Regions from separate parts of the Homo sapiens genome. Here region 2 is linked to region 1. The links are chromatin loops, found by intact Hi-C in ENCODE. Cell type or tissue: heart left ventricle. All regions are shown on one strand. Each heading gives the region's core, and the rest is flanking DNA. Links, peaks and the distances in the headings are about the cores only.

Evidence for each region. A loop is a pair of places that touch in the nucleus more often than their neighbours do. Peaks named below come from ENCODE experiments on the same cell type or tissue, not always from the same donor. Only the 100,000 strongest peaks of a DNase experiment are listed, where the experiment ranks them.
Region 2: a loop joins it to region 1, with 2.3 times the contacts of the local background. A loop is called at or near these places in 2 of 110 quality-filtered maps.

Annotation. Positions count from the first base shown.
Region 1 is chr19:51,524,711-51,541,116 of GRCh38, reverse strand. It overlaps SIGLEC6 (sialic acid binding Ig like lectin 6), which reads left to right and starts at 9,447. Exons shown (of 8, transcript NM_001245.7): 1 at 9,447-9,535; 2 at 9,598-9,957; 3 at 10,158-10,436; 4 at 10,633-10,680; 5 at 11,136-11,393; 6 at 12,864-12,957; 7 at 13,289-13,370. The coding sequence starts at 9,469. In heart left ventricle, for the core only: no CTCF peak of the experiment used is centred there; a DNase peak (open chromatin) is centred at 9,362; H3K27me3 peaks cover 3,232 bases.
Region 2 is chr19:51,630,942-51,644,784 of GRCh38, reverse strand. It overlaps SIGLEC14 (sialic acid binding Ig like lectin 14), which reads left to right. Exons shown (of 7, transcript NM_001098612.3): 5 at 749-1,006; 6 at 1,113-1,248; 7 at 1,388-5,307. The coding sequence ends at 1,430. Among named protein-coding and RNA genes, the nearest start is that of SIGLEC5, 7.5 kb to the right of the region's middle. In heart left ventricle, for the core only: a CTCF peak has its summit at 7,216 (motif pointing right); no DNase peak of the experiment used is centred there.

The DNA.
Region 1 (16,406 bases), core at 4,749-12,748:
ATTTATTTGGATTCCATCTGGAGTTTTAAAATTTTATTTGTTTATTATATTTTTTAGAAGGTTCTTACTTTGTTGCCCAGGTGGGAGTGTGGTGGCTTTTCATAGGTATGATTGTCATAGCCCACTGTAGCCTGGAATTCCTGGGCTCAAGCTATCCTCCTTCACAGCCGCCTCTTGAATAGTGGGAACAGCAGGTACCCGCCATCGTGCCTGGTGCCTTTGGATTTTTCAAAGCAATATTTCCAGCCTTATTGAGGTGTAATTAAAAATAAATATTGTATTTATTTACAGCATACAATGTGATGTTTTGTGGACATTTCCTTTGTGTTTTATCATTATTCTATTTTAATAGACAAATAAAATTGTGTATATTTATGATATGTAACATAATGCTTTAAAATATGTGTACATTGTGTAATGAAGAAATAAGCTAATATATGCATTGCCATCTCACACTTATCAACCCCTTTGCACTTTAAAGTAACACCTTATACTCATCAAAAGGATTGCTTTGTATCCAGCAATATTTGTTTTGTTTTGTGATGAGAACATTGGAAATTTACTATCTTAGCAGTATTGAAATATATGATACAGTATTATTAGCTATAGTCACCATGCAGTACAGGAGATTTCCAGATTCCTCTTGTCTACCTGAAACTTGGTACCCTCTGACTAACATCTCTTCATTGTCTCCAACCTCCACCCCTGATCACCAGGGTTCTAGCCTCTGCTTTTATGAAATTGACTTCTACAGATTCCTCATATAAGCAGAATCGAAGTATTTGCCTTTCCGTGCCTGGCTTATTTCACTTGGCATATTGTCCTCCAGGTTCATCCATGTTGTTGCAAGTGACAAAATTTTCTTTCTTTTCAAAGCTGAATAATATTCTCTTGCGTATACATGCCACATTTTCTTTATCCATTCACCCATTGATGGACACTTAGGTTGATTCCATATCTTGACTATTGTGGATAGTACTTTGGTAAACATGGGAGTACAAATGTCTCTTTTGTTTTCTTTCAATAGATACCCATAAATGGGATTTCTGGATCATATGGTAGTTCCATTTTTAATTTTGGGAGGACAAACCTCCTGCTTTCCATAATGGCTGTGCTAACGTACAGTCCCATTAATAGTGTACAAAGTGACCCAAAGTGTTTTTAATGAAATTATGAGATTTACTAGCCTGCTGGCACAAGAACCTGTTTTTCTGTTAACAATGCACACTTTTCCTTAAATAAGAGAATAAATGGAAAGTTTGAGCATATGAAATGACTTTTGTATATTGTTGAAATCTCAGTAATTCAGTTTCTGAGTATATGCAGCCTATCTTTGTATGTTGGACAAACACTGGTTGGCAAACTGGCATAGGTCAGAAAAAGTGCCCAGATGCAACGTTAAATATTCACGTAGGGTCTGTCTCCTGCTCTAAACTAAAACCCAGTTGAAGGCAGTGTCTTAACCCATTAAATTATTTTTATTAAACTGAGCAATTTAGATAAAGATATAAGTTAGAAATTAAAATTAAGCTGATAGATCTAATAATAATAATACGTATACCTGCCTTTCCTTTTATTGATAATTATTGGAAGGAATAAGGAAATATCTTTAGGTATATTAAAAATATGTGTTGCTAATTTTAAAAATTCACATCTCTAGTACAGAGATAATGCACACAAAACTTTGTTGAGGAGATTGAACATGGATCAAAGTTATGACTAAGAGTTTTGTTTGTTTTCCTCATGAAAATGACCTAATTTATTCTTGGTGAGAAATCTCTAGTAGAAATGATGCTTCTTACAGGCCGGGCAAGCTTATGGTACAAATATCCAAAAATTTTAATTTTAAGGTATGAGGGATTTTGTTTTCACTGTTATGTCAAAATGTTTCTCTCACTGGAACTCTTTTAGGCAAAATAAATTCCAAATTAAACTATAAAATTATACCTAATAAAGTTCATTAAAGAAACATAATGAGAAATCACAACTTCATATTTAACCTTCCAGTCTATGAGCATGATATAACTTTATTTACTATTAAAACAAATTTCGTTGAATTTTCTATTATGTGCCACATTTTTACTTAAAAGATAATCTAGGACAGGTATTATACTTATTGGTGGCTCAATTACTTATATATCAAATAAAGGTAAAACTAGCTCTCTTATTTTAGTAAGGATGAATGAATATTTATCTAGATACTACTGTGTTTAAAAATTGTTCAAATAAGGGTAGTGTAGTTCAAGACGACTAACTAGAAGCATTTCATGCCTGCCTCCTCCACTTAGAAGAACCAGAGTAATGTATAGACAGTCACAGTCGAATTACATTATCCAAGGGAAAATCCTGGAATCCACCAGAGAAGTGGCAGAGGACATCAAAAACAGGGAAGGAGAAGGAAAAGAGGCAGCCTCCCTGGCTGGGATTGGCTGGGAGCTGGGAGTGACTTCCCATGCACAAAGGACTGAGTTAGGGATTTCCAGTCATCCACATCTCCATGGCGGAATTCAGCAATCCTGGCCAAGGGAGAAGCACTCAACCCTATGAAACTAACATAGAGAGTCAGGACACCATTGGACAGAACTACTCCGGGAAGGGAACTCCTGCTGGGTTCCACACCTTTCTGACACTTAAGCATTTTCAAGCTTGTCCTCTGGAAATTGTATGCTGTTCAAGGACCCAGAGACACTGAAACTGGGGCATTACAGAAACTCAAGCTATTGCTGCTGGGACAGGAGATCGAACCAGGAGTGCTCCTGCAGGTGGGGCTAGAAAGTGAGCAAGGTTTGGTCAGCTGTGGCTGTGAAGCAAGCACTGCCAGGATCTGAGACAAGGATGCAAGAGGGGCACAAATTGCCATTGGAACTTGTTTGCAAGCCAGATGGGAGCTCCAGCAACCAGGGTGAGGGGGGGTGTCGAGCCCCTCCAGGACTGGAGTGTGAAAGGGACATATGTTCTTCCGCCACCTTCAACTGACCCAGGCTATGACCACTCAAGATGGCCCTACCCTCTTCAGTAATCCTCTGCCTGGGACCCGACGATTGCTCTGACCCTGCCCACAATGACGAGTGCCTGCTGTCAACATTGAGGACCTGAGCACAAACCCATCTAGCTCAGCTTCACCTCACCTCTCCCGCTCTGAGACAGAGCACATAGCCCAGGGTCCTGCGGATTGCTCGACCCAATTCACTACCTTGGGCACCTGAGCACTTCTTCTGGGGGCTTGAGGTTGGATCTAAACTTCTGGCTGCTACTACCTTGCCTGGCGCCTACCTGCAAGTGCCAACTGTGGGTCCAAAGGCTGTCTTGTCCAGCCCATTGCAGCCAGCACCAACATTAATGCACATCACTTGGGACTCATAGAATCATCTTGCCCATGCTATTGCTATTGTCAATGCCATGCTGGCTGCCCAGGGGCCTGAAAACCCACACAATTGCTTGATCCATTGGTGCTACTATGAGCATCCAAATGAGCAACCTGAAAGCCCAAGAATCAACCCACTGGTAACTGCCAACAGAGAAGCCAGCATATACCACCCTGGGGCAAAAAGATAGATGCTCAGCCCACTGATGCCAAAGCTGGGGACCTGAAGACTCTCCCGCTCAGCATCCCTGTCCCTAGCACAACTTTACCATATTCTCCACTAATAACCATGCTCCAACTAGCCAAAGAAATCACACATATCACTAATGCTGTTTACAGTCAAAGAAATATACAGAAAGTACACTACTGCACATACACAGAATCAAAGCCAAAGCACCCCACCAAACAAGCAACGTAGATACATTTTCAAGAAATGTCTTCTATTCGGGACTGGCTCATATCTTTTTATCTAACTAGATGTCAGATCTTGAAATCCGTATTCTCAAAGCAATTCTGCCACTTGATCGTATTCTCAAGGGCCCTGATAGGCTCCTTTATAAGGACCAATTCTGTTCCTAGAGCTTAACTAGAATTAATTGTTCACTGAAAAAAAAAGTTAATTAAGAAAGCATTTCTTTCCTAATCTCACTCAAATCTGCAGAATTATTTGTAATTAATAATACAAAGGCTGGCCAAAAGGAGACTTGTAAATAGCGTAAAGTGGTGTCTTATACTAAACGGTGGAATGTTTAGGCAGAGAAGCTCTTTGAAATTGTCAGATGGGCTGGGCTCACAAGCCTGATTCAAACAGGCTGTCAGTCTCCTCTCTCCCCTTAACACTGTGCAGCCCAAACCCCTGGGACCCTTGAACATCTGAGCAGTTTTGTGCTTTGAGCCACTTTTTGATAAAAAAAAAGGCTCCATTTTTCCACATTGTGATTTTCTTAAAGTAGTTCAATGTTTTATAGTCTCATAGTAGTAGTGTTGCTTTCTAAGCTATAACAGTTGATTTTATTCTTCTACTCTGAAAAATCTTGACTTGTTTGAGTGTATATTATATATAAAGGGAGCCTTAATGGATTGGTTTTCATAATTTAATATTTTTTGTATTTGCCGTTGTATAATTGTTTTTAACAGAAAGCATTAAAGAATTGAGAGTGGAATTCTTAGAACCAAAGTTATTCTTAATAAAAATCACCACATGCTTGGACCATGAAAAAAAAAAGAAATGTCCTCTATGAAAGTAAATTAAAAAATAGGAAGAAGCTACTGTTATACTAGATGCACAGATTTTAACATAAGGACACAGGAAACATGAAACAGCAAGGAAAGGAACACAAGAATTCTGCAGAAATAGATCTTAATCACAAAGAAATTTTTGAAATTCCAGACAAAGAATTCAAAATATTGATGTTAAAGAAGCTCAGTGAGATACAACAGAATTCTGAAAATCAATACTATGGAAACCAGAAAAACAATTCAGGGTATAAATGAGAAAATGATCAAAGAGATATATATTTTTTAAAATAACCAAATATAAATTCTGGAACTGAATAGTTAATTGAAGGAAATGCAAAACACATTTGAAAAGTTCAATAATAGACTAAATCTGGCAGAAGAATCTTGGAACTTGAAGACAGGTTTTTTGAAATAATCTAGTCAGACAAAAATAAAGGGAAAAGTACAAAAAATAATGAGCATAGCCTTAATAACATTTAGGACAACAAAAAGCAATGGAATTTATAAATTACTGGTATCTCTAAGGGTGAAAAAACAAAGAAATATTGGAAAACCTACTCAGCAAAATAATACATGAAAACATCCCAAGTCTAACAAAAGATTTAGGTATAGAGATACAGAAGGCCCAATGATCCCCGGGCAGATCCCCAATGCAAAAGGTCTTCTCCTTGGCACATTATAGTCAGACTGTGTGAAGTCAAAGTTAAAGAGCAAATTCTACAAATAGCAAGAGAAAAGCATCTAGCTACCTCTAAAGGAAATTCCATTTGACTAAGAGCAGATTTCTCAGTAGAAACCTTACACACCAGAAAAGAAGGAACTGATATATTCTAAGTGCTAAAAGAAAAAATAACTGCCACCACAGAACATGCAAAGAAACTATTCTTCATAAATAAAAGAGAAATAGATTCATCCCAAGACAAACAAATGCTGATGAAATTTATTACCACTAGACCAGCCTTGGAAAAAATACTCAAAGGAGTCCTAAACCTGGAAGCAAAAGGATGATTTTATCATCACGAAAACATATGAAAGTAAAAAATTCACTGGTAAAGCAATCATGCAAATGAGAACTAGAAAGGACTCAAATGGTACCACTACAGAAATCCACCAAATCACAAGGACAAACAATAAGATAAAAGGAAAGAAACAACGAATGTTTAAAACAAGAAAATGTTTAATAACCTGACAGAAAGAAAGCCTCACAAATCAATAATAACCATGTATGTAAATGGATTAAAGTATCCTCTTAAAAGATATAGAATGGCTGAATGGATTTTAAAAATGACTCAACAGTGTGCAGCTTAAAGAAACACACCTTAAGAAAAGACACATATAGACCAAAAGTAAAAGGATGGAGAAAGATATTCCACACAAATGGAAACCAATAGTAAGCAGCAGTAACTATACTTAGATAAAACAGACCTTAGGTCAAGAGCAGTAGAAAAAGACAAAGAAGGTCATTATATAATGATGAAGGGATCAACCCAGCAAGAGGATATAACAATTCTAAATATATATGCACCCAGCAATGGAGCAGCCATATCTATAAAGCAAATATTACTAGATCTAAAGAGAGAGATAGAATGCAATACAATAATGGTGGGAAGCTTCACCACCCTATTCTCAGTAAGACAGATCACTTAGACAGAAAATCAACAAACAAACATCACATTTAAACTACACTATAGACCAAATGGAACTAACAGACTTTTACAGAACTTCTACCCAACAACTGCAGAATACATATTCTTTTCATCAGTACATGAAACATTCTCCAGGATACACCATATATTCGGCTACGAAATAAGTCTCTATAAATTAAAAAAAAAATCAATATTTACTCAATGTATACTCAGACCACAATGGAACAAAACAACAAGTCAGCACCAAGAGGAACTCTGGAAACAAGACAAATGTATGGAAATTAAACAATATGCTCTTAATGACCTACCAGGTGAAAATCTATACAGGAAAAACTAAAAAACACTGATGAAAGAAATTGAAGATGACACAAACAAATGGAAAAACATCCCATACTCATGACTGGAAGAATTAAGATAGTTAAGAAGCCCACACTGGTCTATAGCAATCTAAAGATTTAATGTAATCCATATGAAAATACCAATGTCAGTCTTCACAGAATTGTAAAAAACAATTATAAAATTCATATGGATCCAAAAAGAACCTGAATAGCCAAAGCTATCCGGAGAAAAAAGAACAAAGCTGGTGGTATCACTTTACCTGACTTCAAAGTATATTACAAGGCTATAATAACCAAAACAGCATGATATTGGTATAGAAATAGATACATAGACCAATGGAATATAACCCAGAAATAAGGCCACATGTATACAGCCAATTGATTGTCAACAAAACTGACAAGAACTTATATTGAGGAAAGGACACCTTCTTCAATAAATGGTGCTGGGAAAATTGTATACCCACACACAAAAGAATGAAACTGGATTCTTCTCTCTCACCATATTAAAAAAAAACTCAAAATGAATCATACACTTAAATGTAAGACCCAAAACTATAAAAAAAAAAAACAGCTACAAGAAAACCTAGGGAAAACTCTTTTGAACATTGGTCAGAAGAGTCAGAAATTATGACTAAGTTCTGAAAAGCACAGGCAACAAAAACAAAAATAAACAAATGGGACTTAATAAACAAAAAGCTTCTGCCAGGAAAAGAAATAATTAGAGTGAAGAAACAACCTGTTGAATTGGAGAAAATATTCGCAAACTATTCTTCTGACAGGAGACTAATATCCAGACTATACAAGGAACTCAAACAACTCAACAGGAAAAAGCAAATAATCCAAGTAAAAAGTGGGCAAAGGACAGGAATAGACAGTTCTCAAAGAATACATAAGAACAGCCAATACGACAAAATGGTCAGCGTCACTAATCATCAGAGAAGTGCACATCTAAACCAAAATGAGATACCGTCTTACCCAGTCAGAATGACTATTACTAAAAAAACAAAAAATAACAGATTTTGGCAAGGATGAGGAGAAAGATAACTCTTCTGTACTGTTGGTGGGAATTTAAACTAGTACAGCCACTTTTGAAAACACTATGGACATTTCTCAGGAACTAAAAATAGAATTACTATTCGATCACTCAAGCAATCCCACTACTGGGTATCTACCCGAAGGGAAAGAAAGAAATACATCAAAGAGATACCTGCATTCACATGATTTTTGCTGCACTATTCACAATATCAGAGATATGGAACCAACCTAAGTGTCAATTAACAGATGAATGGATAAAGAAAATATAGTATACATGCTATTTGGCCATAAAAAAGAATGAAATCGTGTCATTTGCAGCAACATGGATGGGACTAGAATTCATTATCTAAATTGAAATAAGTCAGACACAAAAAGACAAATGTTGCATGTTCTCACTTACATGTGGGAGCTAAAAAAATATTATCACATGGAGGTGGACAGTAGAAAGATAGACAACAGAGACTGGAAAGGGTCAGATGGGGGAGGACAGAAGATGAAGAGAAGTGAGTGAAGTGCTACAAACATACAGTTAAAAGGAATAAATTCAGCGTTAGAGAGCAGAATAGTGTGATTTTAGTTAACAAGAATGTATTGCACTCACGTGACGGACACTCTAAATATCCTGACATAATCATTACGCATTATATACATGCAAAAAAATTTTACATCTACTCCTTAAGTTTGTAGAAATAAAAAAATTTACAAATATATGGTGGCAAATTCTAATACCTCATAGGTATTAGAGATTTGCCAGATGCATACTGCACAGAGGAAAATAGAAAACCATGTGAGCTAGACCTAAAAATTTTAATTTTGTCAGGATATTCTGCTCACGTTGTCCAGAAATATGTCTTTTGTGCCACATTTAACTGTGAGAAGCAGATTTTTCACAGGAAAGAAATTGCTAATCTCTATGATGAGGACCTAAAAAAAAATCTCTCCAGTCCACACTGCACTGAGTGGCAACATTAATTCAAAAGAAGTTTCTTCTGCACTGCAGTTCATAAAATATGTGTCCTTTTTGATTTACATGAAGATGTTGCATGGTTCTTATTTTGGAGATGTCATTGAAATTTTGTAAATCAGCGTACTAGCTGTCAAGGAAAAACCTCCATACTCATGTTTTAAAAAATATCTGGCATTCTACTGTGTCACTTGGCAAACTCACCAGTGTCCACAGCTCTAAAGCTAGATAGTGAGGGTGTGTGCTGAGGATGGGAAGCTATGGATGGGGATCATCTCAAGGGTAGGGACCAGGTCCCTGGCATCTCTTCTCCAGCCCGACCTACATACAGATGCTCACTATGTCTTTGGTGAATGAATGAATGAATGAATGAATGAGTGAATGAATGAGTGGCTATCACCCACACTGCACCTGGGACCCTTCTTCCTTTCACTGTCCCAGACACTCCCACAGACCCTACAGAATCCTATATCCTGCAGGACTGACTTTCTCATGGCGTGGGATGAGGCTGTGACTCTCTGGGGCCAGGAGTGACCAGCTCCCAGGTGTAAACAGTGGTGCACAGAAAAGCACCTCAGGTGGGCAGGGCCTTGGACACAGGTTTCGCATTCCTCAGATGCCCCGGGAGGCCCTGGTCCGGGCTCTGTTGCTCACAGGAAGCCCCGAGGTGGGAGGCGGGACACAGTCTCTTCTCCTCTGCTCTTCTTTGGGCAGGTCTCTGGGTCTCAAAGTTTCCGTCTGCTCTGTGCAGAGGGAGTGGAGCTCCGAGGGCTTGTGGCTTCGCAGTTCCTCTTCTGTGAACAGCCGAGATCACGCGCTCCTCCCCAGCCACCCGTTCCTCCCCGCAGTCCTTCCCCTCCACTCCCTTCCCCTTCTCTGCTCATGCAGGGAGCCCAGGAAGCCTCCGCCTCAGAGATGCTACCGCTGCTGCTGCCCCTGCTGTGGGCAGGTGAGTGGGCCAGGGGAGAGGTGCCGTGGGGCTGGGCCGAGCTGACCCTCATGTCTCCATAGGGGCCCTGGCTCAGGAGCGGAGATTCCAGCTGGAGGGGCCAGAGTCACTGACGGTGCAGGAGGGTCTGTGCGTCCTCGTACCCTGCAGATTGCCCACTACCCTTCCAGCCTCGTACTATGGTTATGGCTACTGGTTCCTGGAAGGGGCTGATGTTCCAGTGGCCACAAACGACCCAGACGAAGAAGTGCAGGAGGAGACCCGGGGCCGATTCCACCTCCTCTGGGATCCCAGAAGGAAGAACTGCTCCCTGAGCATCAGAGATGCCCGGAGGAGGGACAATGCTGCATACTTCTTTCGGTTGAAGTCCAAATGGATGAAATACGGTTATACATCTTCCAAGCTCTCTGTGCGTGTGATGGGTAAGGAACCAGCTCCAGGACTAGCCACAGGGGAAGGTCATGGGGGCCGTAGGGCAGGGCTGGGACGGGAGCCCCGTCTTGGGAGGCGGGTACAATTAAGCATGTTGGGCTCAGAGAAGGAGCTGGACCAGAGACTGGGCTTCCCCCTGGGTGAAACCTCAGACCTCCATCCTGATCCTGCGTCCCCATCTCCTCACCAGCCCTGACCCACAGGCCCAACATCTCCATCCCAGGGACCCTGGAGTCTGGCCATCCCAGCAATCTGACCTGCTCTGTGCCCTGGGTCTGTGAGCAGGGGACGCCCCCCATCTTCTCCTGGATGTCAGCTGCCCCCACCTCCCTGGGCCCCAGGACCACCCAGTCCTCGGTGCTCACAATCACCCCACGGCCCCAGGACCACAGCACCAACCTCACCTGTCAGGTGACGTTCCCTGGAGCCGGTGTGACCATGGAGAGAACCATCCAGCTCAATGTCTCCTGTGAGTGCTGGGCCAGGACGCCCGGGTCCCTGAGGGTGTGGGGGGACAGGGCAGGGCTGAGCCAGAGCTTAAAGTTGGGGACCTGGTTGCCAAAGAGGAGAGCCCCTTTCCCTGTTTTCATGGCTCCTGAGGGGAAGGCCCCATGCCTACCATCCCTCCTCAGGGATGTTGAGGCGGCCACCTCTTTCCACCCCAGATGCTCCACAGAAAGTGGCCATCAGCATCTTCCAAGGAAACAGCGCAGGTAGGAACCAGCCAGTCCTGTTCTCTCCAGGGCCAGATGGAAGCAGAGTGGGGACTAACGGGGATCAATATGAGAAGCCAGGACTAAGGCCTCCATAGACTTCAAAGACCTGGACTGAATCTTTGCTCACCCCCAGCCTTTGTCGCCTCTTCGGCAGGAGCTGCCACACCCCTCGCACTCCCTCTTCTCTCTTGCTTGTTTTCCTACTGCCTCAGGCGTCTCCATGGTCCAGGAATGGCACTTGTCTGCCACGACGCTGTCCGCAGCCCTTGCTCCACTCTCTGCAGGACAGCCTGGGCAGCTCCAGGGAAATGGTCTGGGCTTTTCTGAAGACCTGAGGCCCCCACTTTACTAGTCTCCTCCTCAGAGCTAGTGTGGACCCCACAGGAGGAGAGGGACACCAGTGCTTTGCCCCTATACCCCATCTCTAACTCTCTACACCTCTCTCCCCAAAGCCTTCAAAATCCTGCAAAACACCTCGTCCCTCCCTGTCCTGGAGGGCCAGGCTCTGCGGCTGCTCTGTGATGCTGACGGCAACCCCCCTGCACACCTGAGCTGGTTCCAGGGCTTCCCCGCCCTGAACGCCACCCCCATCTCCAATACCGGGGTCCTGGAGCTGCCTCAAGTAGGGTCTGCAGAAGAAGGAGATTTCACCTGCCGTGCTCAGCATCCTCTGGGCTCCCTGCAAATCTCTCTGAGTCTCTTTGTGCATTGTGAGTGTGGGGGGAGGTGCGCGAGAGTGTGGGCAGCTGGGCGAGAGCTCCATAGTATTCAGAGAAGAGGCCCCTGCTAAGTCCTGTCCTCCCTCCCCAGACCCCTCACAACTGCTGGGACCCTCCTACCTCTGGGAGGCTTAGAGTCCACACTGCAGTGGCTCCTCCCTGCACTGGCAGCTTGGGGAGGAGATTCTGGAGGGATGGGAACAGCAGCCATGGCTCCTTCACAGTCACCCCCAGCCAGCCGGACCCTTGGTCAACAGCTCCCTGAGCCCCTGCCAGGGATTCAGCTCAAGTCTCAGGCTCAGCTTTGAGGCCCAGAACATCCCAGAGCAGCTCTGTCCCAGCTGCTGCCAGGTCAGGAGTCTGCTAAGAGGTGACAATTGGGGGAAGAGAAGCCTGGGTCCTTGTATGAGTTTGCTAGGGCTGCCATAACAAAGTAATTCAAAGTGCACGACTTAAACAATAGGGATTTATTGTCTCACGGTTCTCAAGGTCAGAAGTCCAAGATCATGTATGGTGTTAGAGTTGGTTCCTTTTGAGGCTGTGAGAGAATCTCTTCCATGCTCCTTCCCTGGCTTCTGGTGGTTTCCTGGGAGTCTTTGGCGTTCCTAGGCTTAAAGAAGCATTGCCTCGACCTCTGACTTAATCTTCACATGGTGGTGTCTGTGTCCACATGTGCGTCTGTGTCCACATTTTCCCTTTTTTTTTTTTTTTTTGAGAGAGGGTCTCACTCTGTTGCCAGGCTGGAATGCAATGGTGCGATCTTGGCTCACTGCAACATGGTAATCTGACATATGCAACCTCCACCTCCCGGGTTCAAGAGATTCTCCTGCCTCAGCCTCCCGAGTAGCTGGCACTACAGGCGCCCACCACCATGCCCAGCTAATTTTTATATTTTGAGTAGAGACAGGGTTTCACCATGTTGGCCAGGATGGTCTCGATCTCCTGACCTGGTGATCTGCTAGCCTTGGCCTCCCAAAATGATGGGATTACAGGTGTGAACCACTGCACCCGACCCACATTTTCCCCTTTTTATAAGGACAACAGTCATATTGGATTAGGGCTCACCCTGATCCAGGAACACCTCATTATAACTAATTACATCAGCTATGACCCTTCTCCAAATCAGGTCATGCTCTGAGGTGCTGGGGGTTAGGACTTCAAAATAGGAATTGTGGGGAGACATAATTCAACCCCTAACTGCTCCAGAGAAATGAAGCTTGGAGAAGATGTTTCCAAGGCCCAGACAAGAGTGGCTGGGGGCACAACGTCCTCAGTCTTGCAGTTGGGGGAAGGGGGAGTCATGGAGAGAGAAGAGGCTGGTTCCGGGTTCACAGGGCAGTGAAATGGTGAGTGACTGAGTCCTGGATGGGGGTGGTCACATTAGTGGAAGGTGGAGAGGAATGGCTGTTGGGAGGATGTCCTGGAATTAGAACTGGAGTTCACTTAAAATTCAAATTATAGGGAAACCAGAAGGCAGGGCTGGTGGTGTCCTGGGAGCAGTCTGGGGAGCTAGCATCACAACCCTGGTTTTCCTCTGTGTTTGCTTCATCTTCAGGTGAGAGTGGGCTCCAGGGAGGCACAGAAAGACTTCATGTGGGAAGGGCACACAGGTGGCAGAATCTCAGAAAACCTGAGTGGAGGAAAATGGGGTGATTGGGAAAGTCGAGAGTGAGGAAAGGGAGGGTAGTGGTGGTGTGAATTACCCCGTTGACCAGCTGAACCAAGCAAGGGGTCTCTTTGAAACCGTGGTCCAACTCTTGGGCTCATGTGAGCACCTGGACCTCTTAATTACTTCTGTACTCTCCATAGGGAGTGGGGAGATGGTTTTCTTTTGGGGAAAGAGGCTCCAAATAACCAGGCTGAAAGGCTTAGGGCTGTTCCCTCAGAGTGAAGACTAGAAGGAAGAAAGCAGCCCAGCCAGTGCAAAACACGGATGATGTGAACCCCGTCATGGTCTCAGGCTCCAGGGTGAGTGACAGAGACCTTAATTTCCATTCAGCATTATCCCTTTTGAATGCTGCCCTAAGTAAGGACCCTGAGGCATTTCTTCATTAACACCTGACATTCCCTGCGGTTCCACATGTGACATTTTAAATTTTTGACTCAGTAATAATTTAAAAAGTATTGATTTCAATAATTTAAAATAGTAACATTTGGAACTGAATCTAATAGTTCTGATGAAATACGTACTCCAGTTAATTTGCTGGGGGTATTTATGCTCCTCATATGTCAGATTATCATATTTCCTGGAATATTAGTCTTTTCTTATGGCATTGATTATTGAGAAAAAGAAATGAACAAAACTTAGTCTGTGTCAGGTGCATTAAGTACAAGGAATGTGGTAGACACAAGCCCTAGAGTAGACAGCCCAAATCAACCCAAAGTCATTACTGCTCATCACTATTACAATATTACAGGCATCTCTAGCTGCCTGTAATATTTTTTCTTTGGCATTGACCTTGGAGAACCTGATGACTGCGTGTCTTGGGAATGGTTGTCTTATATATTATCTTACCAAGGTTCTCTGAATTTCCTGAATCTGCATGCTGACCTCTCTAGAGAGGTTGGGGACATTTTTGTGGACAATATCCTCCAATACGTTGTTCAAGTTGCTTGCTCTCTCTCCTTCTCTTTCAGGGATGCCAATGAGTTGTAGATTTGGTCTCTTTACATAATCCCACAGTTTTTGGAGGTTTTGTTCATTTCTAAAATTCTTTGTTCTTTTGTCTGCCTGAGTTAATTTGAAGAACCAGTCTTTGGGCTCTGATATTCTTTCCTCAGCTTGGTTTATTCTGCTGTTAATACTTCTGATTGTGTTATGAAATTTTTATAGTGAGTTATTCAGCTCTATCAGCTCAGTTTGGTTCTTTCTTAAGGTGGCTATTTCATCTTTCATCTCTTCAATTGTTTTACTGGATTCCTTTGATTCCCTGGAATGGGTTTCTACTTTCTCCTGAATCTCAATAATCTTGATTGTCATCCAGATTCTGAATTTTTCGTCTGTTATTTTATCCATTTCATTCTGGTTAAGAACTTTTGCTGGGGAACTAGTGTGGTCATTATGAGGTAAGAAGACACTCTGGCTTTTAGATTTGCCAGAGTCCTTGCACTGGTTCTTTCTCATTTATGTGGGCTCATGTTCCCTTACTTGTGCTGTCATTTGAGTATAGTCAGTTGGCTTTGTTTCTGGACGTTTTCAGAAGGCCAACGCTTTGTGCACGATCTTTATTTGTTGCTAAATTCTTGTCCTTAGTTTCACAGTGGGGTATATTAGCAAAGTATTTTTGGTGTTGAAGTTTGGATGTGATCCAATAGGTGGTGCTTAAGCATAATGGCTGGCAGGTAGGCTCTTGTTCAGCCACATGAATCCTCTGTAGTTCCTCACATTTGCAGCCATGCTCCCTCCTAGTGCTCTGAGAGTGTGGGCTCCTCTCTCACTCAAGTGCTGGCTACAGATCTTGACTTGGCACTCAGGCTGCACACTACAGCCCCGTGGTGAGCCCAGGCATTTTGTTTCCTCCCCAGCTTGGAGCAGCAGGGGCAGGGACCTTGGAAGTGCCAGTGGTAGAGGGCTTTTTCCTTGTCTCTTGGGGCTTCATCCTAGAGGAATGCAGAGCTGCTGCCAATTGGAATAATTACCCTGGGTTGAGGCAGCTGTGCTGTGGGCCCAAGCAGGGGGACTTACCTGGTGAAGAGTAACGGTTGGAGGCTCACAGGGAAGAGAGACTGGGCTCCTCTCTGTAGTGCAGCTGTGGCATGCTGGAGGTTCCACCAAATAAATCAGGCTCTTTGTTCCTTCCCTAGCCTGAGGGCAGCAAGGGCAGCATGGCTGCAGCAGCAATGGCAGAGGGGCTGCCAGCTGCTCTGAGAGCTCCACCCCAGAAAGCCACAGAGCCACTGCCAATGGGAACGTTCATCTAGGGGTGGGGCCGCTGTGCTGCAGGCCCCAGCCAGGGGCCCTGCCTGGTGAAGAGCAGGGAGTAGGGGTCCCACAGGGAAGCGAGACTGGGCTCCTTTCTGTATGGTGCTTGTAGTGTGTTGGAGGTGCCAGCAAAGTGATCAAGGTCTTTATTCTTTTCCCAGCCTGAAGACATCAAGGGCAGTACCACTGCAGTGGCAATGGCAAAGAGCCTGTGGGTTGACCCTGGGATATCCTCCTCAGAGAAACACAGAACTGCCACCAACTCAGGTGGGGGCAGGGCAGCTGTGCTGGGGGCCCGGGTCAGGATGTCCTTCTCAGTCAGGAATAACAGGGGCAGGGACCCACACTGATACGGTCTGGCTGCTTTTCCATAAAGCAGTTCCGGTGTGTTGGAGGCCAGTGATAGTCCTTATGCTCTTTTCTCCTTCTCCAGCCTCGGGGGAGTAGGAGTGGGAGCTGTGGCGGCAGAAAAAATGGCAGACTTGTCTGTTACCTCTGGGAGCCCTGTCCCAGAGAAGTCGAGAGCTGCTACTGGCCCAAGTGCTCAGGCAGGGGTGAGGTGGCTATGCTGGGGTCCCAGGCCAGTGGGCTTTCTCTGGCGAGCTGTAGCAGAGGTGAGGTATGCAATCTGTCAGCTCCTCAGCACCATAAATGTGGTCCCTACCCTGAGAGCATGTGAGAGAACCTGGCCTCTCTTGTTGGTGAAGCTATGACACCTGGTGCCCAGCTGCTCATAGGTCCAAGGCCCTTGGGGCTCCACATGGGCCTGAGCAGTGGCCCTGCCCAGACTCCGCACAGCTCTCCATGTCAGTCTGGAGGCTTCAGGGGATCTCTCATGCCCAGGACTGCAAAGGTCCATGGCAGAAGTGTGGGTCCTTGGGGGCTGTCACTTGCTCACTGTTTCCCCATCGTGGGGAGCCTCCCTTGGCTCCATGCCAATCCTGGGGAGCTGCCTTGTCTCATTCTTCTCTGCTCTCCGGGTCATGTTGCTTCCTTGATGAATGTCAACGTGTCCTTCTGGATGGTCTAGTTGGCGAGCTAATGTTTATTTGCCACTCTATCTCCTCTCCATTAGAGTGGCG
Region 2 (13,843 bases), core at 3,762-11,761, 100 kb before region 1:
TTAGCCACCTCCCTCGGATGCTTCTCGGCTCCTCCTTCCCTGTTGATCCCAGGGCTGTTCTGGACATCGCTGTAGACAGCACCCTTTCTCATCAGCTGTTTCATGAGTCCGCAAGTCTTAACACCTTTACTTCACCAATCATCACTTCCCTCCTCATCCCCTTGGTTCCAGGCCCAGCTCAAGTCTCGTGCTCAACCCTGGCCCATTGCCCCAGCCTCCTCCCAGCCTCCCTGCCTCCTATCCCACTTCTCTCCAGTCCGGGACCTACTTGGCTCCAGCAGGATCTTTCTAGATCCAGTGCTAACTCTGTTTCCCTTGCTTATAGCCCCCTCTTGCTTTCCAGGATAAAGCCCAAGGCCCTCAATCTGGCACCCAATGCTCCAAAAGATCTGAGCCTGCTTCTACCTCCATTATCGTGTCTTGGGAGCTCTGGGTCCTCCCTGACAGGTTGCGGATCTAGGAGCCTCTTTCCTCGTCTGCCTGTCTCAGTTCTTGGCACGTCTGCACCTGAGCTGCCCATCCACTTCTCCTTAATGTGAGAACTCCTCCTCATCTGTCTTTTCTCAGCTCAGCCACCTTCTTTCTGGTAGCCTGACCTGATCACCAAGTCCTCATCCTTTCACCCATGACTAGCCCATTCTCAGCACTCACCACACAGTCTTGTCTTTCTTCTTGCAGCTCAGTGGGAGGAATGAGGGAGAATTGGGCCTCCCAGCTCCACTCACCTGGCTGTGCTTCTCTTTCCCAGCCCTGCGGATCCTGAGCAATGGCATGTCGGTGCCCATCCAGGAGGGCCAGTCCCTGTTCCTCGCCTGCACAGTTGACAGCAACCCCCCTGCCTCACTGAGCTGGTTCCGGGAGGGAAAAGCCCTCAATCCTTCCCAGACCTCAATGTCTGGGACCCTGGAGCTGCCTAACATAGGAGCTAGAGAGGGAGGGGAATTCACCTGCCGGGTTCAGCATCCGCTGGGCTCCCAGCACCTGTCCTTCATCCTTTCTGTGCAGAGTGAGTTGCAGGACAGGTGCTGAGGGTAGACAGCCCGGTGAGGTATTCAGGTTGGTGGGAGGGACTGAGGCCTGGTAACAGCACCTTACCTTCTCCTTTCTCCCAGGAAGCTCCTCTTCCTGCATATGTGTAACTGAGAAACAGCAGGGCTCCTGGCCCCTCGTCCTCACCCTGATCAGGGGGGCTCTCATGGGGGCTGGCTTCCTCCTCACCTATGGCCTCACCTGGATCTACTATACCAGGTGAGCCGGACTGCCTGTCTCCAGGAAGCTCCTGAGTTCCAGGTGGGGCTGAGCTGTCCTGCCCCAGGACAGCTCAGCCCCACCTGGAATTAGAACTGAAGTGGCTGGTGCTGATCTGAGGCCCATGTTGGCTCTGCAGGTGTGGAGGCCCCCAGCAGAGCAGGGCTGAGAGGCCTGGCTGAGCCCCTCCCGCTCAAGACAGAACTGAGGTGTGGACACTTAGCCCTGTGGGACACATGCAGGACATCACTGTCAGCTTCTTTCTGGAAGCTCACATCCCACTGACTACCCCTCTTTTCCTTCCTGCCCCATACCCCTTCTACTTATTCCCCTCTGCTTGTGAGTCTTGCCCCACCACACCTGCATCCCCATCTGCACCCCATCCCCTCTCCACCTGCCCTTCTCTTCCCTCTCCATCCACCATCTCCAGCCCTGTGAAGGGAATGTACTTTCGGTCTTATACCCCCATTACCCATTACCCAAAAGTTACCTTTTTTTTTTTTTTTTTTTTTTGAGACAGAGTCTCACTCTGTTGCACAGGCTGGAGTTCAGTGGCACAATCTCCGTTCACTGCAACCTCCACCTCTGGGGTTCAAGCAATTCTCCTGCCTCAGCCTCCCTAGTAGCTGGGATTACAGGTGCCTGCCACCACATCCAGTTAATTTTTTTTTTTTGTATGTTAGTAGAGATGGGGTTTTACCATGTTGGCCAGGTCTCGAACTCCTGACCTCAAGCAATCCACTGCATTGGCCTCCCAAAGTGCTGGCATTACAGGTATGAGCCACCGTGCCTGGCTGCCAAAAGTTACCTTCTTAACACTTGAATTTCTGGTCTCCTCAGCTTCCCTATCCATATAGGCACAGAGAGGCAGCATTTGTTTTCCAGTTAAAACTCTACCTCATTGTGATTATTATCCAATACAATTGTTACAAAATAAGTAAAACTTTTATGAAACAATACAACATAACTGATTTTACTCTTTAATGCCTCTGTGAGAGTTTGTAGACAAAAATTATGTCTTTTTTTTTTTTCTTTGAGACAGAGTTTCTATCTTGTTGCCCAGGCTGGAGTGCAATGGCAAAATCTCAGCTCACTGCAACTTCTGCCTCCCAGGTTCAAGTGATTCTCCTTCTGTCCATATACAAGAAGGCAATACCTGTATTGTCAGGTTCTGTGCATCGTATAACTGGAACCAAACATATTTGCTTTAGGGTCTGCTTTCATTTCTTCAGTGTGGTTTTCCCAGTTTATCCACGTTGTTACACGTATCAATAGCTCATTCTCAGTTTTGGTGGGGTTTTTTTTGCTTTTAATATCGTACAGTCAGCCTTCTGTATCCACTGGTTCTGCATTTTCCCTTTAATCACTTTTGCTGCACCACAAAAGTTTTGTTATGTTGTATTTTTATATTAGTTCAAAATATTTCCTTCTTTCCCCTGAGATTTCCTTTGAATTCACGGATTGCTTAGAAGTGTGTTGTTTAATTTCTAAGTGATTGCAGATTTTACTGGTTTTTTATTTTTAAACAAATTGTTACTACTTTCTTTTTAAGTTCCATTTTAATAAATACACATGCTTGATATGATTTTTTTTAACTTTTAAGTTCAGGGGGCACAAGTGCAGGTTTGTTACATAGGTAAAGTGTCATGGGAGTTTGTTGTACAGATTATTGCATCACCCAGATATTAAGCCTAGTACCCATTAGTTATTTTCCTCATCCTCTCCCTCCTCCCACCTTCCACCCTTTGAAAGGCCCCAGTGTGTGTTGCTCACCTCTATGTATCCATGTGTTCTCATCATTTAGCTCCCACTTACAAGTGAGAACATGTGGTATTTGGTTTTCTCTTCTTGTGATAGTTTGCTGAGGATAATGGTCTCCAGCTCCACTCATGTCCCTGCAAAGGACATAATCTCATTCTTTTTTATGGCTGCTTAGTATTCCATGGTGTATATGTACCACATTTTCTCTATCCAGTCTACCACTGATAGGCAGTTAGGTTGATTCCATGTCATTGCTATTGTGAATAGTGCTGCAGTGAATGTATGCATGCATGTGTCTTTGTAATAGAATGATTTATATTCCTTTGGGTATATGCCTAGGAATGGGATTGCTGAGTCGAATGGTATTTCTATGTTTAGGTCTTTGAGGAATCGCCACACTGTCTTCCACAATGGCTGAACTAACTTTCACTTTCACCAACCGTGAGAGTCTTTTATATTGGTTAAGTTTGCTTGATGACACTGGTCTATCTTGGTGAATGCTCCATGTGTGCTTAGAAAGAATGTGTATTGCCCTGTTATGGGACGAATATTAAATGGCAATTAGACATAGTTGTCCAATGGTGTTCAGTTTTATAGCTGGTAACTTTTTTGTCTACCAGCTCAGTCTATTACTGAGAGAGGAATGTTGAAGTCTCTGATCCTAATGTTGGATTTGTCAGTTTCTCCTCTCAGTTTCATCAGTTTTTGCTGCATGTATTTTTAAACTCTGTCGTTAGGTGCATACATATTAAGAATTCTCATGTCTTCTTAAAGAATCAACTTAAAAAAAATTTTTTTTTGAGACAGAGTTTCGCTCTTTTTGCCCAGGCTGGAGTGCAATGGCGCGATCTTGGCTCACTGCAACCTCCGCCTCCCAGGTACAAGTGATTCTCCTGCCTCAGCCTCCCAAATAGCTTGGATTACAGGCACGCACCATCACGCCTGGCTAGTTTTTTTTGTATTTAGTAGAGACAAGGTTTCACCATGTAAGTCAGGCTGGTCCTGAACTCCTGACTTCAGGTGATCCACCCGCCTCAGCCTCCAAAGTGCTGGGATTATAGGCGTGAGCCACCGCAGTTGGCTGAATCAACTGTTTTACATTATGTAACATCACTTTTTGTTCCTGTGATTTTCTTTGCTCTTAAGTGTACTTTGTCTGCTATTAACATAGCCATTCCAGTTTTCTTTTGACTAGTATTTGCATAGTATGCATTTTCACATCCTTTAAGTCCTAGCCTCACCTCATTATATTTGAAATGGAAAGCATTTATACTCAGAAGCTGGAGTTCCTTTTCCCTAGCTCTTCCCTTTCCAGAATTGTTACCTGTTGTTTCAGTGTTCCTAGTTGCCCTGGGCTTCATCCCTTGTTTCTCAGTCCAGAAAGATGGAAGGAGTTGTATTAGAATTTTAGCAGCCACTTTCTGCACTGTAGCTCTGACCTACCATTGGAATAAAGCTATTTATTCCTTGTTGGTGCCTTTCCCCAAATATTGACTCCCGTTCCAGAATCTATTTTCTTTTATCCCATTTCCCAAGTAGTTTTTTTTCCCCATTCAAAGCTTATAACTTGTAAGGATTTTTTGTTTGTTTGTTTTGTTGTGTTGTGGTGAGTTCACTCTGCTAGGAGCTTACTCCTTCATAATAAAAGCACGACTCCTTCTCTTTCGTTTTGAAGGATAATTTTCCAAAATGTAGAATTCTAGCTTTGCATTTTTCTTTTAACCTTTTGGAGATGTCATTCCACTTTGGAGGGCGGGTGAGTTTCTCATGACAATTCAGTCATCATTTTCTTATTGTGGTTCCATTTAAGGCAATATCTGTTTATGTCTTGCTGCTTTTATAATTTCTTCATTCTTTTTCATGAATTTAACTTTTATAAACTTCAGGTGTTTTTCTTTTAATTTCCCTAAGTGCATGTAGCAAAGAGAGTGCAATATTTGCTTTTTTTCTATATGCTTTAACTCTTGATATACTTTATTTATGCTATAATAGAAATGTGTGTCTTCCCAAAATTTATATGTTGAAATCTTAAACCTCAAGGTGATGGTATTAAAAGGTTGGGGCTTTTTGGAAAGTGATTAACCCATAATGGTGCCATCCTTCATGAATGGGATTAGTGTTCTCATAAAAGAAACAGAAGGAAGTGTGTTTTCCTCTTCTGCCATGTGAGGATACCACGAAAAGATACTATCTGGGAAGCAAATAATTCTCTCCAGACACTGAATCCGCTGGCACCTTGATCTTGGACTTCCCGACCTCCAGAATTATGAGAAATAAATTTCTGTTGTTTATAAATCACCCAGCCTAAGGTATTTTGTTATAGCAGCCCAAATGGACTGAGACAATTTATCTTTTCCATCCTATGTTTTTCCCCTCTTTATTGTTTGGGTAATTTTCATTGGAAGAGATAGCTTGAACCACCAAAGTACAGAATAGAAAGTGTGGCAAAGTAAAAGAGGCAGTTCTTGTTCATCCCCAGTTAATCACTGTCATAAGGGGAGTGCTAGATCTTCCAATTTTGAAAGGTAAGTTGAGTAAGTTCATATTATTTTAACACTTCTCAATATTGAAATATTGAAAACTAATTTATAATTTCCAACACATAAATACTTATACAATTTTATAAACAGTAATAATTACAGGAATGCAAATCAAAACCATTATGAGATACCACTTCGTACACGTTAGAATGACCACTATTAAAAAACAAAACAAAACCAGATAATAACAAATATTGGTGAAGATTTGGAGAAATTGAAACCCTTGTGCATTGCTGGTGGGATGTAAAATGGTGCAGTCACTATGGAAGATGGTATGAAAATTCCTCGAAAAACAAAGCATGTAATTACTATGTAATTCAGCAATTCCACAATTCCACTTCTGAGTAGATACCCCAAAGAATTGAAAGCAGGGAGTCTGATATTTGTACCCCAATGTTCACAGCAGCATTATTTACAATAGCCAAAACATGGAAGCAACATAAATGTCTATCAGTGGATAAATGGAGAAACAAAATGTAGTATGCATCAAATAAAATCTTATTCAGCTTTAAAACGGAATGAAGTTCTAACAAATGCTTTAATGTGTATGACTTTGAAGACATTATGCTAGGTGAAATAAACCAGACAGAAAAGCACAAATGTCATAAGAGTCTACTTATATGAGATACTGAGATAGTCAAATGCATAGATACAGAAAGTAGAATGACGCTTGCTAAGGGCTGGGATGAGAAGGAAATGGAGAGTCAGTGTTTAATGAGTACACAGATTCAGTATGGAAAGATGAAAAAGTTCTGGAAATGGATGGTTGTGACAGTTGTAAAACAAGATGAATATATTCAGTGCCACTGAACCATACATTTAAAAGTGGTTAAAATGTTAAAATTTGTGTTATGCATTATTTTACCAAAATAAAACTTTTTTTTGTCAACACTTTCAATCAAATATAATAGAAATGTAAGCTGAATATATCTATCCAATGGATGCCCAATCAAAAGTAAAGACTTCATAGCTACCAGGGTGTTCTCTCAGTCCACACCTCTCCTAGTTGGAGTCCTTCATAATTGCCTCCACATAATTCCTGCCTCAATTTATCATACCATCAACTCAGTCACAGGTTGTAACTTTGTTCTCAGCTCCTCCTCTCCTGCTTTGAATTTGTTAAAATTGTACTGCACCAGGCTGATATATTCCAAGAGTTTAAGAGCAGATTTAAGTTTTGATGGTACAAACCAGTAATTCCCAAATCTTGCATCCTGTTCAGATTTTAAGATCCCCAGAAAGTAACTGGATCTCTCATGCTTAATAATCACAGAGAACCCAAAGCTGCCAACTTACCACAATATGTGGGAGAGTTCCTGAGGGTGATGGGTGATTGACATATGCAAGCTGGTATCCCTTCCCCAAACGTGAGAACAAAGACTTCTTTCCTGCCTTTCCCAGCACTTTGTACAAGTATATTTTGGGTAGCACTCTTCATTCAAGGTTTGGGAGCAGCAGAAAGGAATGGCTCTTCAGGATAAGAAGTAGGTTAAATTGGATGCTAGACATCGTGTTGCAAAAATTCACCATTCATCCCCACCACAGAAAGTCTTTCACTGGATTTTGTGTCCTAGTACCACGTTGTTGAGTCCAAGAGGTCATCCCCCAAATCCTCATCTCATTGCCACTGAATCCAGAACTTTTAAAAATGCTTTCTCTATCCTCCACAAGGGGGAGCCTTAACGTTCATCTTCCTTTTTTTATCCAGCATCATTTTAGCTTCCTCTTCACCTCATCCTTCAAAAGTTTATACATCCAAAATTACCACTAGTAATTTTTTCGTCTGAATTTCACCTCAATAAAAAATATTATCACCAGTTTAATTTGAAAACAAAGTAGTGATAAACTATATACACACTTTTCTCTTGAGGCAAACTCTGTAGCCCTTCTTGAATGTGAAAATGGTAATTTCTTTACCTCAATTCTTTTTTTCCTTCTTACATCCAATTCTGTATTTTGTGTTACTTTACTTTTATTAGAATGGGCATTGTGCCCCTGAGGTGGGCCAGCCTGGCCTCTTCCTTGCCCTTGGGGCCCAGATTTCCTGGTAGAGGCTGTGGGGAAATTTCCTTTTCTGCCCTTCTGTCTATATCTTGTGGCTTCTGGTTGCAATTTCCTCTTCTCTCACCCCATTTGTTTCTTGCACTTAATAGACAGCACAGAGGATGGGGGTTGGGGGAATGAAGCTGTCCCAGGGCAAGATCTGGGATCTCCAGCTTGAGAGATGCCTCTAGTGTTGAGTGGGACAAATGCTTGAGAGGACCAGGTGGGGTTTGGGGCTGGCCCTACAGGTATCTCTGTCTCTCACCCAAGGAAACAAGTGACCTAATGTTTTGTACATTCTCCTACACCTGGGATCCTGGAATCCTAAAACTCACTGCAGCCAGGCACGTGGTAACTGTTCTCTAGTGATCGATCACAAAGAGAGGGTGAAAATAAAAAATAGAATTCCCAAGATCAATGTCACCTCCTCAGTTGCTCCCAGGACAATAACTCTTCTCTGAGCACTGGGGGATTCCAGATGGGAGTTAGTGGGAGATATATCTTAAGAGGATGTGGTAGAACATAAACCTTTTACCTAAGGAGTCACTGTGAGAGTGACAGGGGCACAAGTTCTCCAAGAGTGAGCAACAAGAGGTGGAGATGAGGGTGGGACCACACATGGAGTTACTCATCACTCCGAAGGGACCCTGGAGCCAAATGGAGAGGAAACACCCATTACCTTCTCTCAAAAAGGTGCTGCCTTCTCCTTTCAGGGACCTGAGACCCATGACTGCTACCTCACTCCTTGTCTCAGTGGTCACCTTTACTTCTGGGCTTCAGGTGCTCTGCAGGTGCCCTTCAGTTTTCCCCTTTGGAAGCCAGAGAAACATGGAGAGAATCAGCCTCCTTAGCATGGCTTATGGGAGCTGGAGTAGGATGTCAGGGTCCTGGGGAGAAAAGACCTTTGGATGTGCAGGTCCTGTGGAGGCAAGACCTCAGAGAGGTAGAGCTCAGTGTCTGGGCCAGGGGTCAAGTTTTCAATCTTTCTCTTTATAAATAGTGTTATTGGCTGGGCGTGGTGGCTCACACCTGTAATCCCAGCACTTTGGGAGGCCAAGGTGGGTGGATCATGAGGTCAGGAGATCGAGACCATCCTGACCAACATGGTAAAACCCCGTCTCTACTAAAAATTCGAAAATTAGCTGGGCGTGGTGGGGTGTGCTTGTAGTCCCAGCTACTCCGGAGGCTGAGGCAGGAGAATCGCTTGAACCTGGGAGGCGGAGGTTGCAGTGAGCCAAAATCACGCCACTGCACTCCAGCCTGGGTGACAGAGCACGACTCTGTCTCAAAAAAAATAATAATAAATAATAAAAATAAACAAATAAATAAATAGTGTTATTTATGTTTTGCTCAGAAATCCTACCTACCTCAAATTCATGGCGATTTCCTGCTATATTATTTTCTAACAGCTCTATTGTTTTCTTTGTCATATTTAGACCTTCAAGCTACCTGTACTTGACTTTTATGCATGAGCTGGGAGTCAAATTTCATTGCAAACTTACTGCAAACTTGATTGCATTAAGTTTTGCCCACAGATATTTTTTGAAAAGTTGGCCGGGCCCAGTGGCTCATGCCTGTAATCCCAACACTTTGGGAGGTTGAGGTGGGAGGACCGCTTGAGCCCAGAAGTTTGAGACCAGCCTGGGCAACATAGTGAGAACCTGTCTCTACAAAAAATTAAAAAATTAGCCAAGCATAATGGTGCATTCCTGTAGTCCCAGCTATTTGGGAGGCTGAGATGAGAGGAGTGCCTGAGCCCAGAGAAATAGAGACTGTGGTGAGCCCTGATCACACCATTGTACTCCATCCTAGGTGACAGAGACACTGTCTCAAAAAAAATTAAATAAATAAAAACCCAAAATAAATAAAAAGAAAAATTTATTATTTGCCACTTCCTCTATCACACTTGATGTTTCCTGTGGTTGAGGTCTATTTCCAGGCACTCAATTTTGTTCCACTTGGTCAATACATAATTGTCACTTTTTTTTTTCAGACAAGGTCTCACTGTGTCACTTTGTCACCTTGGATGGAGTGCAGTGCTGCAATCTTGGCTCACTGCAACCTCCACCTCCTGGGCTCAAGTGATCCTCCCACCTCAGCCTCTCAAGTAGCTGAGACTACAGGCATGAGCCACCCATGCCCAGCTAATTTTTGTGTTTTTTGTACAGATGGGGTGTCACCATGTTGCCCAGGCTGGTCTTGAATTCCTGGGCTCAAGTAATCCTTCTGCCTCGGTCTCCCATAGCGCTGGTATTACAGGTGTGAACCATTGAAATGGGCCTATTTTCTCACATTTTTAAAAATTTGAGACAGTCTCACTCTGTCACCCTGGGTGGAATGCAGTGGCACAATCTTAGCTCACTGCAACCTCCACCTCCTGGGTTCAAGCAATTCTTGTGCCTCAGCCTCCTGAGCAGCTGAGATTACAGGCACATGCCACGATGCCCAGCTAATTTTTGTTATTTTTTAGTAGAGACAGGGTTTCACCATGTTGGTCAGGCTGCTTTCAAACTCCTGACCTTAAGTGATCCATCTGCCTCGGCCTCCTAAAGTGCGGGGATTACAGATGTGAGCCACTGTGCCCCGTCTGAAATGGTCATATTTTCTGTAATGTTATGATACATCTTTTTATCTTGCAAAGCCATTCATTGTTCTTCATGGTTGCCTTGACCATACTTGAACATTTCTACTTCAGTATAAATTTTACAATAGAGTTACCAAATTGCACAAAAATCACCCGGGAGATTGTATGACATATTCCTTTGATGCTGTAGATTGTTGGGTAAAATTGGCATTCATACAATATTGTTCTCAAACTCATCAACATGGCCTCTTTTTCAGTTTATTTACATCTTGATTTATTTATTTTTTATTTATTTATTTTCTTGAGACGGAGTCTTGGTCTGTCGCCCAGGCTGGAGTGCAATAGTGCAATCTCGACTCACTGCAACCTCCATCTCTCAGGTTCAAGTGATTCTCCTGCCTTGGCCTACTGAGTAGCTGGGACTACAGGTGCCTGCCACCACACCCAGCTAATTTTTGTATTTTTAGTAGAGATGGGGTTTCACCAGGTTGGCCAGGGTGGTCTCGAACTCCTGACCTCAGGTGATCCACACGCCTCGGCCTCCCAAAGTGTTGGCATTACAGGCGTGAGCCACTGCGCCCAGCCTATTTACATCTTTAATGTCCTTGAATACAGATTTATAATTTCCTCCATAGAGGTGACATATACATATTTTTGTTAGATACATCTCTAATAGTTAGATATATTCCATATATTCAAAAATTATATCATATTTTTTGATATTGATAAATTATATCATAATTTTTGAAGCTTTTGTCAATGGCATTTTTATAAAATTCCATTTTTATTACTGTGATGTGGAAAGACAACTGATTTTGTAATTTGATTAATCTCTGGCTGTCTTGCAAATATTTTATTAAGGCTTCAAATGTATCCGTATATACTTTTGGATTTTTCTTTTTTTTTTTTTGAGATGGAGTGTCGCTCTGTCGCCCAGGCTGGAGTGCAGTGGTGTGATCTCCACTCACTGCAAGCTCCACCTCCCAGGTTCACACCATTCTCCTGCCTCAGCCTCCCGAGTAGCTGGGACTACAGGCGCCCACCACCACGCCCGGCTAATTTTTTGTATTTTTAGTAGAGATGGGGTTTCACCATGTTAGCCAGGATGGTCTTGATCTCCTGACCTCGTGATCCGCCTGCCTCAGCCTCCCAAAGTGCTGGGATTACAGGCGTGAGCTACCACGCTTAGCCTGGATTTTTCTATATGTGCAGTCATGTCATTGATAAAGACCTCTGTTAAAATTTCATTGTAATTGCTGTACCTTTTGCTTATTTTTATTGCCTTATTATGCTAGGACCTGAAGCTACTTCATTAGGTATATGATGTTTGCTGAAGACACCCTTTATCTTGTTTGGGAAATTCTCTAAAGAGAATTTCTAGTTGGCTATGAATTATATCATAAAGGGATTTGAAATCACCCAATGCTCACTTATTCATCTCTTGAGATTTAATTAGTTAAGGCTGATGTGAAAACAGAAGCCATACTATGTATTTTAGGAGAGGGAATTTAATATTAAGATTTTAATATAAAGATAAAAATACCATTTTCCTACATAATCAAGTCTTTATCTTTAGATCCTACTAGCCGGTATGATGAATTACTTTCACAGTTCAAATGAGGAATAAAGTTCAGAATTTGCAATAAGAAAAAGAAAAAAGAAAAAATTATTCTGACACCTGTTAACATTGACTATTCAGGATGACTGAGACAGGTATCAAGACTAGTGCAGGCCAGGCACAGTGGCTCATGCCTGTAATCCCAACACTTTGGGAGGCAAGGCAGGGAAATGACCTGAGGTCAGGCATTCGAGACCAGCCTGGCCAACATGGTGAAACCCCCATCTTTACTAAAAATACAAAAATAAGCTGGGCATGGTGGCATGCACCTGTACTCCCAGCTACTCAGGAAGCTGAGATAGGAGAATCGCTTGTACCTGGGAGGGGGAGGTTGCAGTGAGCTAAGGTTGCACCACTGTACTCCAGCTGGGACAACACAGTGAGACCCCGTCTCAGAAGAAAAAAACAGAAGTCAATTAAAAAAAAAAAAAGACTAGTGCAATAATGGAGATAGGTCAGGCTCAACTCGGAATACAGCAAAGACCAGGGGGGTTTATGGGCAAGAAGCATAGTGCAGCAGGTGAGGGAGGCTGGCCGTGTGTGTTAGTGGACGGAAAACTACTAAGAGGAGACACTGAAGATACCGGGATTCTTTCTAAACTGACTTAACAGGATTCTTGCTGAAAGCAGGCCAGCATGATCAGATACCAAGGGTGAGGGCTAGGGAATTTGATCAGATAGTGAAGGCGATCAGATATCAAGAGTCTTGCAAAACCAACTTAGCAGGATTCTTGCTACAGCTGGACAAGGCAGTCCCAAGGACAAAGCCTAGTTGAAAAAAGGGTTCAGAGGAGCTTTCATAAGTTTGGTTAAGAAGAGAGTCTTTGTGACTCTTTAGAAAAAAAAATACAAAAATACAAAATTTGGCACACATAGGATGATTTTTGGACTGAGAAAACACATCAAATCACAAAATCTAAAATGTCAAAATATGAGACAACTCAGAAAAATGGCATACTATGTTTGTTAATAGTATAGTCTACCTGTCTGCTACACCTGCATACTTTTTCCCTATATTTTTGACTGATTTTCTTTGATTGCCTTCATAATGGTGATAATTTTTTTCTTTTTGAGACAGAGTCTCACTTGGTCACCCAGGCTGGAGTGCAGTACCGTGATCTTGGCTCACTGCAACCTCTGCCTCCTGGGTTCAAGTGATTCTCCTGCCTCAGCCTCTGGAGTAGCTGGGACTATAGGTGTGCGCCACTATGCCTGGCTAAATTTTTGTACTTTTAGTAGAGAGGAGGTTTCTCCATGTTGGCCAGGCTGGTCTCGAACTCCTGATCTCAGGTGGTCCACCCGCCTCCTCCTCCCAAAGTGCTTGGGATTACAGATGTGAGCCACTGTACCCGGCCAATATTGGAGAATAATTTTATAATACAATTTTTATAGATAGAATAGAAAGAGAAGTCGGTATTTCTTCTGGCATGGGTGGTTGACGTTTGTTTTGATCATTGATAGTTTAAGAAACTGTCTTTATTCTCACAACACATTAATCGGAATGTGAAAAATTTTTAATATATTGTTAAATTTTGGGAAACTATTATGAAATTTCTTTCATAAAAGAGCAGTAACAAGGCAGGTTATTTCCACACATTGCGTGGGCCCCTCCTGGGCATCTGAAAAGTGGATCCTGCAAGGGAGGGCATTGAAGATTGAGCTTCATCAGCCTCACAGTGGCAAATTTGCTTCTGTAGCTCCTTAATAGGATGAGGCTTTAGCAGGGCTTGTGTTTCACTGCCGTCCCACAAGACCCTCAGGTCCATCAAGACCCAAAGTGGACTGTGCTGTGTCCCAAGAATCTTCTTAACATAAGAGTGCTTCAGCTCTCTCATGCTCTGACCCTCCACGAAATTTGGGTCAAAAAAATTTTTTTTCAGCCCTTTTGAACTTTTTTTTTTTTTTTTTTAAGGCAGGGTTTCACTCTGTTGCCCAGGCTGGAATGCCGTAGTGCGATCACGGCTCACAGCAACCTCAAACTCCTGGGCTCAAGGAATTCTCCTATTTCAGTGCCCCGGAGGAGCTGAGACTATAGGTGTGCCACCACAC